Linked DNA regions of Homo sapiens: region 2 is linked to region 1. Evidence: chromatin contacts called from ENCODE Hi-C or POLR2A ChIA-PET data. All regions are on one chromosome and are shown on one strand. The core of a region is the stretch at or near the end of the contact, and the rest is flanking DNA. Distances in the headings are between cores, read along the strand shown. Region 1 has its middle 39 kb from the start of GSK3B-DT. Region 2 overlaps GPR156 (G protein-coupled receptor 156).

What was found. Hi-C counts contacts between places; a loop is a spot of excess contacts on that map. ChIA-PET counts read pairs that join two places held with the same protein, here RNA polymerase II (POLR2A). Pooled maps may share reads with other maps.
Region 2: a pooled map of left cardiac atrium shows a loop between it and region 1 (5-fold over the local background). The contact joins two enhancer-like sites. A Hi-C loop is called at or near these places in 5 of 168 maps with a recorded cell type or tissue (Caco-2, MCF 10A, PC-3 and 2 more) and 4 of 50 pooled maps. POLR2A ChIA-PET finds 5 or more read pairs at or near these places in 5 of 52 experiments (MCF 10A, PC-3, PC-9 and 2 more).

The regions. Positions count from the first base shown.
Region 1 is chr3:120,130,855-120,138,179 of GRCh38, forward strand. No RefSeq gene overlaps it. Among named protein-coding and RNA genes, the nearest start is that of GSK3B-DT, 39 kb to the left of the region's middle. Within about 2 kb of position 4,822, at least 3 of the 41 ENCODE cell types and tissues checked have a DNase peak (open chromatin) inside an H3K27ac peak, as active enhancers do; they include PC-3, PC-9 and mammary epithelial cell, where a contact is called at or near this core.
Region 2 is chr3:120,174,191-120,181,515 of GRCh38, forward strand. It overlaps GPR156 (G protein-coupled receptor 156), which reads right to left. Exons shown (of 10, transcript NM_153002.3): 8 at 6,935-7,171. All of the region lies in intron 1 of LOC105374065 (a long non-coding RNA gene), which reads left to right. Among named protein-coding and RNA genes, the nearest start is that of GSK3B-DT, 83 kb to the left of the region's middle. Within about 2 kb of position 3,106, at least 14 of the 41 ENCODE cell types and tissues checked have a DNase peak (open chromatin) inside an H3K27ac peak, as active enhancers do; they include PC-3, PC-9 and mammary epithelial cell, where a contact is called at or near this core.

The DNA.
Region 1 (7,325 bases), core at 3,572-6,071:
CATTCTGAGGAGACAGCCCAGCCCTCTGCCATTCTGAGAGGGAGGGACCAGGCACCTCTGTTGTCATGGGCACTTCACTCCAGTTCTGATTGCTGATGTTTCATTTGCATCTCATTTTTGGCAGCTCTTTCTTTCCTATGCTCCTCTGTCCTACCCTATAGGGAGTCTAAATCTCTTTTTGTGTGTGTGTGGGTGGGTTTTTTTTTTCATGATATCTTCCTTGCCTTCCCCACCCTTCCCAAATCTCCCATGACACATTTGAGCATGCAGTAGAGTTCACTAAAGACTTGGGGTGAAGTGGAGGTTTATACAGCTATTAGATATTGCATATTCTGATTCCCTTCCTCCTCTGCCTTTGGTTCCCCAAACCAAATTCAAGGTCCCTAGCTGCATAGGGGGAGGAGAGATGATGCATCCTTATGTAGTTAAAATCATTAAAGACCCAGCTAAAACAAAGGGGCCCCTCACCTTGGGTCTCTGCAATTAGTAGCACCCAACAAGTGACAGGCATTTTGACCTATCAATCTTTCTTTTTCTCTTGTACCAATGAGAAAAATTCATGCCACTCCCTTAAAGGGGTAAAAAAAAAAAAAACAAAAAAACACCATGGTCGGCCAGGTGTGATAGCTCATGGCTGTAATCCTAGCCCTTTGGGAGGCCGAGGCGGGTGGATCACGAGGTCAGCAGATGAAGACCATCCTGGCTAACACAGTGAAACCCCGTCTCTACTACAAATACAAAAAATTAGCTGGGCGTGGTGGCAGGCGCCTGTAGTCCCAGCCACTTGGGAGGCTGAGGCAGGAGAAACGCTTGAACCCGGGAGGCAGAAGTTGCAGTGAGCCAAGATCACGCCACTGCACTCCAGCCTGGGCGACAGAGTGAGCCTCCGTCTCAACAACAATAACAACAAAAAAACCCACCATGGTCAGTTGGGTTTAAATTATACTTAAAAATTATTATGCTATATGGATTTGTTAATATAGATAAGCCTGCTTAGCTGTCAATGGATTACATGTGATCAAAATTCTATCTATCTATCTATCTATATATTTGAGATGAAGTCTCGCTCTGTCACCCAGGCTGGAGTGCAGTGGCGTGATCTCAGCTCACTGCAACCTCCGTCTCCCAGGGTTCAAGCGATTCTCATGCCTCAGCCTTCCTAGCAGCTAGGACTACAGGTGTGCACCACCACACCCAGCTTATTTTTTGTAGTTTTGGTAGAGATGGGGTTTCACCATGTTGGCCAGGCTGGTCTCAAGCTCCTGACCTCAAGTAATCCACCCACATCGGCCTCCCAAAGTGCTGGGATTACAGGCGTGAGCTACCATGCCCAGCCTAAAAATATGTTTTAATATAGAAAACTACAAAGAGAAAAGCAAAAAATTGGTTCATATTCTCCCAGATTGCCCCTATAAATATAATATCCAGATTTCGATTATTTTTCTGCTACTGTTTTTTTCTAGACTAGTCAGCATTATAGGATACCCATTGGTATAAGGAGAAATGGCATTTTGACCCAATTCTTGGCACCAGGCTTAGGGACCAAGGACCTTGACATGAGTCCAGTAGTGGGACCTGAAACACCATGTCAGGAGCTGGCTGAGGTTAGGGAATGGAACAATTACAGATGGAACAATTACAGATAGGAAAGCCCATGAGTTAAGAGTGGAACTAAAGGTGGTCCAAGACCAGCTTTCAAGACAACCATAGATGTCAGGCCCAAGAAAGGGCAAGCATGAGAAGCAAGATCCAAGAGAAACTCCTAGATTTAGGCAGAATGGGGTGCAGAGAGACCAAGGAAGAGAACCCGAGTGGATGTGTCATAGATCCAGATGGTGCGACCCAGGAAACATTTGCCATCTTGAAGCTCTTCTGGAGCTCCTCAGGGTCCTCCTGTGGATGGACCTATGGTAGTCCTCAAAGCCTGGAGCTTTGCAGGCAGCTGCTGATGCCACATTCAGTCAGGAGACAGTCAGTGTGATCAGTGGAGTGCAGGACCTCATGGCTCTATGAAATGACATTGGTAGACTAAAGTAGGGGCAGGCAAGCCAGGATCATTAAGAGTGGCCAGGATGTCAGTCTGTACTCTGAGGTATACAAGGCCTCAGTAAGGTTAAAGTTCAGGATGCCAAGAACGGCAGCTGTGTTATAGACAACGTGGGTTGGGTTTTCTGTTACTTGCACCTGAAAGTATTAATTATGTGTGTGTGTGTTTTGTTTTATTTTATTCTATTTTTATTTATTTATTTGTTTTTTGAGACAGGGTTTCACTCTGTCGCCCAGGCTGGATTGCAGTGGTGCAATCTCAGCTCACTGCAGCCTCCACCTCCTGGTTCAAGTGATTCTCATGTCTCAGCCTCCTGAGTAGCTGGGATTACAGGCATGCACCACCACATCCAGATAATTTTTGTATTTTTAGTAGAGATGGGGTTTCACCATGTTGGCCAGGCTGGTCTTGAACTCCTGACCTCAAGTGATCCACCCACCTCAGCCTCCCAAAGTGCTGGGATTACAGGTGTGAGCCACCACGCCTGGCTTATATTTTAATATATACAGATGCATAAAATAAATTTTGTATAAACAGAACTGTTAAAGGTTGTTATCCAAGTAATGAGATTACAAGTGATTTTATTTTTAACTTGTCTGTATATTTAAATTTTTTTTTTTTTTTACAATACACTTTTTTGTTTTTTGAGACAGCACCTCACTCTTTCACCCAGGCTGGAGTGCAATGGTGCGATCTCGACTCACTGCAACCTCTGCCTCCCAGGTTCAAGCAATTCTCCTGCCTCAGCTTCCCGAGTAGCTTGGACTACAGGTGCGTGCCACCATACTCAGCTAATTTTCGTATTTTTAGTAGAGACGGGATTTCACCATGTTGGCCAGGCTGGTCTCGAATTCCTGACCTCAGGTGATCCACTCAACTCGGGCTCCCAAAGTGCTGGGATTACAGGCGTGAGCCACTGCACCCCACCTGCAATGAACTTCTATCAGCCAAGGTTCTTGCAAGCAATAGAACTGACTAAGCCTGATTTAAATGAAAGAGAAATTTGATGAAAGAGTATTGGGAACTCACATAACTACCTGGCAGTTCAGCAAATCAGGCTTGGAAGGAAAGCAGTTACTAGAGAGCCCCAATATGCCCAGAATAAGTCCAATGAGGATTTTGCTTTTGCTGACAATAACCCTTAGCCATCGCTGCCACTGACCCTTGGCCGCTACAACTCACATTGCTACCTAGCCTTAAATTCTGGGATACCACTGCTGGTGACCTGAAAACTCAATATTGCTACCTATTCTGCCTTCAACTGCCACGAGTATGTATACCTGGCTCTTTATGATAATAGCCGCTGATTCAAATATCCAGGGAGTTCACTTGTTTGACTGAGCTTAGGACACTTTCCCATGTCCAAGGACAAAGAGCTAAGAAAGTGAAAATCTGAACTTTCATCTTCTCTAGTGGAAGGCAAAATCTGTGCCCACCAAGACTCATAAGATAGTGAATGCTCTGAATACGGATGTTAAAATAAAAAGTAAAAATTTCCTTTACTCATATAATATTCTTGAAAAAAATCATAAAACAAAACAAAACAAAAAACCCAATCCACACCAAACCAAATTAAACCAAACCAAACTAAGTCAAACCAAAAGTCTAACATCAATGTAAGCACTTCTGGAAAAAATCACTACTTTTTTAAAAAAATAGGAAAAATAGCTGCACACATATTAGGCACATTTGAGAAAAAAAACAGTTTTCATTAAGTCATCTGAATTTACGTACCTTTCATATCTGAAACACATTTATCTCACATTTCCTGGTTTTCTAACCAAAAGTTTGATTCAGAATACCTGCCATCTTTTCAAACTCTCTGATGAATTTACTGTCACCAGAAGCTATTTCTTTTAATGTACCAACAGATATAATGAATTAGACATAGTCTGATGTTATTAGGAGCTGAGCTTCTTAAAACATGGTTAACTGAGTAATAAAGAATGCCTCTCCACTCAGTTACGTATTTTTTTGTCATCAAAAATAGAATTATTTTAAATGGTCAAGAATGACATGTACTCCGGCCAGGTGCAGTGGCTCACACCTGTAATCCCAGCACTTTGAGAGGCCAAGGCAGGTAGCTCAACTGACATCAGGAGTTTGAGACCAGCCTGGCCAACGTGGCGAAACCCCGTCTCTACCGAAAATACAAAAATTAGCTGGGTGTGGTGGTTTGCGCCTGTATCCCAGTTACTCAGGAGGCTGAGACACGAGAATCACTCGAACCTGGGAGGTAGAGGTTGCAGTGAGCCAAGATCACACCACGGCACTCCAGCCTGGGTGACAGAGCGAGACTCTGTCTCAAAACTAAAAATAAATTTAAAAAAGAGTAACTTGTATTCAATGATTCATTTACTAGAGTTAACAATAACTATATTTAAACAAGCAACCTGGAACAAGATCAAAAGAAATCCAAAGACCTAGATACAGTTAAGTAGATTTGTTTTTATCTCCTACAAATTTTCTTTCCTATATATTTTTTTCTTTTTGAGACAGCGTCTTGCTCTGTTGCCCAGGCTGGAGTGCAGTGGCACAATCTCAGATCACTGTAGCCTTGACCTCCTAGGTTCAAGCAATTCTCTTACCTCAGGCACCCAAGAAGCTAGGGGCATAAGGCATGTGCCACCATACCTGGCAACTTTTAAAACTTTTCTGTAGAGATGGGAGTCTCACTATATTGCCCAGGCTGGTCTCAAACTCCTGGCCTCAAGCAATTCTCCCTCCTTGGCTTCCCAAAGTGCTGAAATTACAGGTGTGAGTCACCATGCCCCGCCTTTCCTGTATTTTTGAAATACAAACACCAGAACAGTTTTCTTTAAAATACCAATGTCATCATATCATTCACATGCTTAGAATTTTTCAAAATCTCTCAGTGCCATTAGGAAAAGTACAGACTTCTGAGCTGGTTACTAAGATTTCTCTTCTAGGCCGGGTGTGATGGCTCACGCCTGTAATCCCAGCACTTTGGGAGGCCAAGACGGGCAGATCACCTGAGGTTGGTAGTTTGAGACCAGCCTGACCAACATGGTGAAGCCTCGTCTCCCCTAAAAACACAAAAATTAGCTGGACGTGGTGGTGGGTGCCTATAATCCCAGCTACTAGGGAGGCTGAGGCAGGAGAATTGCTGGAACCCGGGAGATGGAGGTTGCAGTGAGCTGAGATCACGCCATTGCACTCCAGCCTGGGCAACAAGAGCGAAACTCCATCAAAAAAAAAAAAAAATTCTCTTCTAAAAGGGAATCCTTGTACACTGTTGGCAGGAATGTAAAATAATACAGCCACTATGGAGAACAGTTTGGAGGTTCCTCAAAAAACTAAAAATTGAGCAACCATATGACCCAGCAATCCCACTGCTAGGTATATACCCAAAAGAAAGGAAATCAGGGTATTGAAGAGATATCTGCACTCCTGTGTTTGTTGCAGAACTGCTTACAATGGCTAAGATTTGGAAGCAACCTAAGTGTCCAACAGAGGAATGGATAAAGAAAATGTGGTACATATACACAATGGAGTACTATTCCGCCATAAAAAAGAAAGAGATCCAGTCATTTGCAACAGCATGAATGGAACTGGAGGTCATTAAGTTAAGTAAAATAAGCCAGGCACAGAAGACAAGCAGCACATTTTCTCACTTACTTGTAGGACATAAAAGTCAAAATGATTGGGCTCATGGATATAGAAAGTGGAAGGATGGTTACCAGAGGCTGGGGGGGGGAGTCGGGGGGAGGTAGAGATGGATAATGGGTACAAAAAATAGTTAGAATGAATAAGACCTATTGATAGCACAATAGGGTGACTATTTAAATAATTATATATTTTAAAATAAAGTGTGTAATTGAGTTGTTTGTAACTCAAAGGATAAATGCTTGAGGGGATGAATACCCCATTCTCCATGATGTGCTTATTTCACATTGTGTCCCTGTAACAAAACGTCTCATGTACCCCATAAATAAATACACCTACTGTGTATCCACAAAAATAAAATAATAGTAATTCAAAAAGAAGAGACTAGTAAGCATTAAAAACATCCTGAAATTTTTTCCTTTCCATAGCAATATTGAAAAAAAAAAACTAAGTTTATCATTCTGTGAAAAAAAAAAATTCTCTTCTATGTGGCAGCCCCAAACCTACCTTTCCAGCTGCATCTCCCACTGTTTCCCTATGAGCACTTGCATTTCCAGCCAGTTGGGTCTCTGAGTAAGTCTTGTTCTTTCTTGGTGCTATGCCTATGTTCATACCATCTTCTCTACATAGAAAACTTTCACCAGCTCTTCCTATCCATATCAATTTTACTTATCTCTAAAAATCAGGCTCATATCCTCTGTGCTGTGTGAGGATTTCTTTGACTCCTAACTCGTCAAGTCAATCTTTCTAATTCCCATACCAAAAAGCATTCTTGTTCCAGTTCTTAATGTTGCTGTTAGGTTGTAAGGTGTGTCACCATTTGTTACCACGAAGAATTAAAGCAGAAGATTATGAATTTTAAAGTCATTAATTAATTGAAGCATTTTAAAGATTCTTTCCCACATGAATGCCACTTTCCCCCACCTGAGTCTGGCTGGGCTTTCTGTATGGGGGGCCACCTCTACAGCACTGGTGACAGCATGTCACCTGGTGTCTGCCCAGGAGTGTGTCTTGCTGAATGATTCTGAGTGCAACACTTTGCCATCCACTCAGCTTGTCCTTTAAGATCAGCCCCCAGGGCTCATGTTGGAGTATCAGACACCTCTAAAATATTGAGACTCCTGTGCAGGGATTTACGGTAGGGGAGGACCCTTGAGATGACTCCAAATCTATAATGTCCCTAGCAGCTTCAGCAGTTACCAGTGGGTGGAGATGTTAGGAAAGGAGTTATAGTTTGGGTGTAGTGACATGGTGGAGACAACACAGAAGCTGCCAGGACAGGCAGTGGTAGAGAGATGATAGAGACCACTTTGCAACTGAAAAAAACTTTGGGAAAACACGAGACCACCCCATCCCCACCCCTGCTTAGAGACTCCCAGAAATAGTTGGGTGGTATTTGAGAGTGGTCAGATTTCCCAGAGTTGAAGGCGACAGCAGAGTCAGAGAAATAACATTTTTACCATTACTGTGACTATTTTATTTCAGACAGGTGTGGCCTAGGACAACATGGGTTATATTCAGATGTGTTTATTTGCCATCTTAAGGCACACAGAAACAGCAGAGAGATAAAAATAGTTGCGTTTAGGTTACAGGATTATGGGTAATTTTTGTGGCAACAGTTTAATAACATATATAGTTATTATTAACCAGT
Region 2 (7,325 bases), core at 1,856-4,355, 42 kb after region 1:
TCAAGGCTCAGAGAGCCTTTGAGGGAAGCCCCCTAGTCACATCAGGATGCTCTAGCTCATCACCCAGTTTCTTTGACAAACTAGGAAAGGCTCAGGAGTGTTGTGTCTAAGCTTACACAGCCACTTAGCAGCAGAACAACAGCTGTAAGCAGGACACTGTGCCATGTCTGTGTCCTCACTCAGTTGATGAAGAGAGAGACTGTTAACGGTGGCAGTCCAGGGAAAGCTCTTCAGGAGAAACTGGTCTTGAGGAACACTCTGCAGAAGCATGGGCTGGTTTAGTTTAACAGGAATGAAGCTGAACATAGAAACAGGAGCCTCTGCCTGAGTCTGTGGGGTACTGCTGACCCACCGAATGACAGTAATGTGAGTGACGCAGGAAGCCACAGTGGGGAAGGCCTCTGTTTTCCTCTCAGGAATCCCCATAACTAAGTGTCCTAGTGATGGACACTGGGGACCCTGGGACCTTGATTCTAGAAATGATGCTGCAGTGTCTATGGGTAGCCTCAAAGGGATCCTGGGATTTCTTTACTCATCCATCAAACATTTGTTAAGCTCCGACCATGGAGTGTAAACCAAATTTTGTAAATCTCAGATAGGATTCTGAATCCTGCCATCAATTTCAATGCCACTGAAATTGATATTATCACCCAAGTCCTCTTGGGTCCTCTGCTGACTCATCATGAGTCCATCATCGCACCAGGAGTCTGTGTGACCTGTGTTGGGTCAGGCCTGGTACCTCCCCTCTCAGATGCCCTTCTTGAAGGCCCCCTCCCCACGAAAGGATGCTCTCAGCTCACCATCCTACTTGGGAGCTACTGGAGCCAACAACACAAGGTCATCTGTGGCCTTGGGTGGATGAATCAGACCTCCTAGGGTTATTCTCCTCACACTGACCCTGGCAGTGCTGCAGTACAGCTTTTCCTTCATCTCCCCCAGCACTCCCAGACTGAGGCCTCTCTGCAGGGCTGGCAGAGGAGCAGCTCAGCACTGGCGTAAGGGCCCTCCCAGGGCTTTTGGTCTTCCTGTCTCTAAATTGGCCAAGTGGAGCCAAGATACCCCTTGATTACTCTAGCCCTTCATTCCTCATTTGTGAAGATACTCCTTAAGGCTCAACCCTTCAGGGTTTCTGGAATCCAGCTATGAATTTCACAATTCAGGGCCTCTCCTCTGCCTTCCTCCAGAAGGACAGGCAGATTCTGGTTTTCTGAGCCTCTGGGCTATGGGGGTGTGGCAGACTGAACAGTGGCTTCTCAAAGATGTTCTCTCTCATCCTAATTCCTGGAGCCTGTGAATATGTGACCTTATGTGGCAAAAGGGACTTTGCAAATGTAATTAAGGATTTCAAGAGGGGTGATTATTCTGGGTTATCCAAGTGGGCCCAATGTAATCACAAGAATCCTTATAGGAGGGAGGGAGGAGAGCCAGAGTTGGAGAAGGAGATGTGACAATGGAAACAGGGGCGAGAGAGAGAAAGATTTGAATCTCTTCTGGCAGATTTGAACCTGGCTGGCTTAGAAGGTGGAGGAGGGGACAATAAGCACAAGAATGCAGACGGCCTCTAGAAGCTGAAAAAGACAAGGAAACAGATTCTCCCCTTGCATCTCTGGAGGGAATACAGACTTCCTGACACCTTAAGTTTAGCCAAATAAGACCTATTTCAGATTTCTGACCTCCAAAATTTTAAGATAATAAACTTGTATTATTTTAAGCCACTAAGCTTGTGGGAATTTGTTATAGCAGCAGTGGGAAACTAATATGGTGGGACTAAATGTCAACTCTTTAACAGGGTCCAGCAGGGCCTCAGAAGCTCCCCAGGTGTGTCTCTCCCCAGTCCTGTCATTCTCCCCCTGGTTTCCATTTGTGCTTCAAAAATAACAAAGACCATGGTGCTCCAAACATACGCTACTCTCTTTCTAGCCTCCCTGCCTCTGGTCATGATGTTATTCCATCAGAAATGCCACCTACTTTCCCCCATCTCTTCAATGAACTCTTATGTTTCCTTCAAGACTGAGCTCGAACACCTCATCTTCCTTCCTTCCTTCCTTCCTACCTCCCTCCTTCCCTCCCTCCCTCTCTCCCTTCCTTCCTTCTTTTTTTTTTTTTTTGAGACAGGGTCTTACTCTGTCTGGAGTGCAGTGGCACAATCACAGCTCACTGCAGCCTCAACCTCCTGGGCTCAGGTGATCCTCCTACTTCAGCCTCCTGGGTAGCTGGGACCAGAGGCATGCACCACCATGCCTGGCTAATTTTTGCTTTATATTTTTTGAGACAGTCTCACTCTGTCTCTGGCTGGAGTGCAATGGCACAATCTCGGCTCACTGCAACCCTTGTCTCCCGGTTTAAGCAACTCTCCTGCCTCAGCCTCCCAAGTAGCTGGATTACAGGCGCCCGCCACCACACCCAGCTAATTTTTTGTATTTTTAGTAGAGACGGGGTTTTACCATGTTGGCCAGGCTGGTCTCAAACTCCTGACTTCACGTGATCTGCCCGCCTTGTCCTCCCAAACTGCTGGAATTACAGGCGTGAGCCACCACGTCTAGCCAATTTTTGCATTTTTTGCAGAGACCAGGTTTCACCATGTTGACCAGGTTGCTCTCGAACTCTTGGGCTCAAGCGATCTACCCGCCTCAGCCTTGAAAAGTGCTGGGATTATAAGCATGAGCCACCATGCCCAGCCTCATTTTCTGAGAAGGTGCCACTGAGTTCTCAGATGGGCTGGGGAAGGCCTTTCTCAAAGCTCTTAACACATGTATGATAATTCCTTTCATGTTTGCTCCCCACTAGACCTAGAGGCGGACTCTGTGTTTAAGTGCATGTACCCAGCAGTTAATAAGTGGATGGATGGATGCATGCATGAACAAATGAAGGAAGCTTTCTTTAAAATGCTCACTGGTCTAGTAGGGGTGCTGGGACATATACATATAATTATAAGGCAGATTAGAAAGGCCTGCACATCTTCAGGGAGGAGCAGATGAAATGCTTTCGGGGTTAGAGGAGAGAGAAAACAATGTCCTACCTTAGGACCTGCCTGCCTCTCTGAGGGAGCAGAGGGCTGGGGGATGGGTCATATTCAGGTCAGAACAGCAGCGGCTGGCTGACTTCTAGTGATGACCTCAGTGCTTGGCATAAACACTCAGGCATTTCCTGAGTGCCTGTGTAAAGAAGGCTTCTTGGGCCCCTTGTCTCCTTAGTAATGTCATCCATTTCACCCGCTCTCTGGCGCTGCCTCGCTGCCCTGGGGGTATCTGTGCCTTTGCTTTCACAAACTCCTCCCATCACAGTCATGTCTGAAAGCTCACTGGCAAGAAGGAACCCCGTTTTGCTGCAACCCCCAACCCTTACCCAGATAGTTCCCCTCACCCACTTTCCCAAATTTACTCAAATTACTTTCCCAAATTATCTTCTAGGAATACACAGTGCAAGTATCACAGGGAGAATCGTTCTTCTACCAAAGACCTCGGAGCCAGAGGGAAACACACAGAAACCTAACAAACCTCAGTTTCTTTTATATTTTGAAAAAGAACTACTTACCATCTAAACCTAAAATACAACAGACTACAAAATATATTTTTTAGTTTCACATCATGGTCAGTTAGTTCCAGAGGAGAAAAAAAAAAAACACAAGGGAGAAAATGGAAGAGGAAAGACAGAGTAAGAGAAAGGAAGCTTAAGAAAGCTAGGAGGGAAAGAGGGAGTGAGATAGAAGGAAAGCAAGGCCAGTGCAGTCCATCCACCCAATTCCTGTACCTCATAATCATTCCATTTCCATTCCCAATTCAACAAATCAAGTGTTTGTTGCTTAGTGAAAACCTGGAAGGCAGATTTCAAGCAGCACTTCATTCTGCATTTTTGTGTGTAGAGTACCCAGATGTCACAATTGTCCTAGCTGCTGAGGACTCAAACACCAGGCAAAGGGGAAGTGATGTGGCTGAGGCTTACGATGCAAGGGGGCAGTGGTGAGAGGTGAGGATGGAGAGAGGAGCAGTAAGCAGGGCGCCATCATGGAGATTGCCAATTCATTCAGTTTTCTGACCAAGGCTTTGTTTGTTCAGAAACATTTTCCTCTGATAGCTCTTTGATAATGACTTCTGCCCCAAATTATTTTGTTCTCTTTCAGAGACTCCTATCAGCTCTCAATTGTATTCCTAGATGTTTTCCATATTTTATTTTTTTCTTTTTATTTTATTTTTTGAGACAGATTTTCGCTCTTGTTGCCCAGGCTGGAGTGCAATGGCGTGATCTTGGCTCACTGCAACCTCTGCCTCCTGGGTTCAGGCGATTCTCCTGCCTCAGTCTCCCTAGTAGCTGGGATTACAGATGGATGCCACAACGCCCAGCTAATTTTTGTATTTTTAGTAGAGATGGGGTTTCACCATGTTGGTCAGGCTGGTTTCGAACTCCTGACCTCAGGTGATCCGCTCACATCGGCCTCCCAAAATGCTGGGATTACAGGCATGAGGTACTGCATCTGGCCATTTTCCATATTTTCTTATCTAGTCTCTCATTTGTTTCCTTATTTTCTGTTTCCTTAAAGTAATTCACTAATTCAATATTTTGTAGTGTCTAATTGCCCAGTCAATGCTTCTATTGGGATTTTAAATTTAATACCATATTTTTAATCCTTATTCAATATTTTATTAAGATTAGCTTTTTTTCATGATAGTTTGCTTTAGTTGAGAAGAGACAATATCCTTTGAATTCTATTGACAAGTCCGGTATCTTCTAAACACTTCTACTCCAGAGGAAGGCAGCTTCTCTAAATCTTTAGACATTTGTAGTCCTCTTCTTGTGAACTGCAGATTCCCTTCATAGATCATTTCCTCCAGAATTTATAATCTTACATGGAAAGAGCTGTATCTTCCTAGTATTATAACTATATTCTCTTAGTCTTTTCCTTATGTTCACAAGAGAGCTGCCATAGCTCTAGGAATCACATACATTCAAGGCAGGAAGAAGGTAAAAAGGGTGATGTTAGCCATGCTTATAACCTTTTTCAGGAAAGCAAAAGCTTTCTCAGAAGCTTCTCAGAAAACCTCTAGTGTTCAAAATGGTGTCATATAGGCACTCCTATCTCTATGGGAAGCTGGCAAAAGAAGAGTCTAGCTGTTGCTGTCTCTATAGTGCAGGCAAGCAAGGAAGAAAGGGGTTAGCAGCTCTGTTGCCCAGGCTGGAGGGCAGTGGCGCAATCTCGGCTCACTGCAACCTCTGCCTCCCGGGTTCAAGTGATTTTCCTGCCTCAGCCTCCCGAGTAGCTGGGATTATAGGCGTGCACCACCATGCCCAGCTAATTTTCATATTTTTAGTAGAGACAGAGTTTCACCATGTTGGCCAGGCTGGTCTCGAACTCCTAACCTCAAGTGATACGCCTACCTCAGCCTCACCAAGTGCTGGGATTACAGGTGTGAGCCACTGTGCCTGGCCAGAGTTTACCCTTAAAGGGTACTTATTTCTACAAAAACTCCTCCTTTTCCTCTGCCAGTAATCAGTCAACCAGGCCTCTCCGCCCTGACAGTCAACAGGTAGGCTGCTGTCAGGCAGGGCTTGCTTGTTTATGGAATCAGGACTGCCTTGTACCCTTCAGCACCAGTTCTCTGCATTGTTGATCGCTACCAATCCAACAATATTGGCTGCAGGGCCTAAGGGGTGGGCTTCCCAAAAGGCACCTGCCTACCCTTACCCCTGCCCACCCACCCCGCCCCCGCCCCCGGTCTCCCAGGGAGAAACAGTCCTTGCTTCTCAGAGCCCATTTCTGCCTCATCCCAGACAAACAAGCCTCAGCTCTAAATGGCTTCCTTCATTCCAGTTTTTACGGCATTAAGATTTGGCAAAAATTCCTCCAGTTTCTGGCACAGAGGCAATAGCCATCCATCGTTTCTAGTGCTGCTGCTGCAGATTTTTCCATATTTATGTATTCTGTTGAGTACTGTAATGAGGATTTGTGATAGAGAAGAATCGTAACAGGGCTATGCCCATGTCATACCATCATGACCCAAAGTGCACTCTTCCCTTTCACAAATACACTGTAACGTGCCATCAGCCAACACTTACATTATCAGTTAGCTCCATCATGAGGAATTAGTTTACAGTCAACTGGAAGTTGCAATGGGAATCAGGACAGGGTCTTGAAGGAGGAGTGGGATGAGGGAGGTCTCAGAGGGAAGAAAAGGAGAACTAGGAGGGAAACAAGAAAGTACCTAGTGCCAAGTTCATTAACCTAGATATATGTGGCTTGATGGTCCCCAGGGTGTAGCATGAACAATCCCACATCCCCTTGCTTTCTGAGCCTAGGATTCCTTCTCTGTTCCCTCTGACTACCTTTCTTCTTTGCTATCTGGCTATTTCTGCTTCTGTCTTCCTCCCTCATTTGATTTTTTAAAATCCCCATAATATGAAACATATTTTTATTTAGTTTCTACCTCTCCTTATTGTAAAAAGCAGAGAAATGTTCTGTATTTTCCTCCAATAAAAAGAAAGAGAAAGCACTTTAAATCATAAAGTTCCATCTAAATGGATTTTTTCCTGTGAGTCTGCAATCCCCAATTGGAAAAATATAAAGGTTCCTTGCTCCCAGGCTAGTGAAAGAAATAGTAATAACATGATGGAAATGAGGGGAGGATGGGGAACGAGTGCAGCAGACCAGAGGGTGGATGGAAAAGCAGGACTGCGAGGCAGCCCCCCCAAGGGACAGGCACCACAGGTGTGGAAGAGTGCAAACAGGGGCTGCCACCACTGCTTGGACCACTCTGCCTTGTCCCCCTTGCTGACCAGGACAGTGAGAAAGGACAAAGGCAACCAGCTCACTAGGATCCCCTGTCTGCTTTCTGACTCTCCAATAAGTGGCATGGAAAGGTATCAGTAGAAAACAAAATGAGCAATTTGTCAGTGAAAAACTCTAGAGTGACTAAGAGGACCAGCCCTGCAAAATCCATACCTGGGGAATGAAGATGAAGCAGTTGATTGTAGTTGTACAAACAAAGATCCCTCCAGATGTGAGTCCAAAGACCAGGTTGGGCCAGGAATGCAAGTATCTGGTGACTACAAAAAGCAGCCCAGCAGCCAGTACAAGGAGGTTGACCCCCACCATGATGGTTAAGGACTGATTCACAGGAGGGGAGCTGACATGGCCAGTCAGGCCAGCCAGGTAGGCACCATACAGCAGGAGCAGACCCTGGGGGGTGAAGAGGTGACGGAGGCTCAGAGAAGTGGAACAAGAGGTCAATGAGCAGTAGGTTTGCAACCAATTTCCTCATCTGTAAAATTAGGATAATAATACCTACCTTAAGGACTGCTATGAGGATTTACTAAGATATCACATAAGAAAA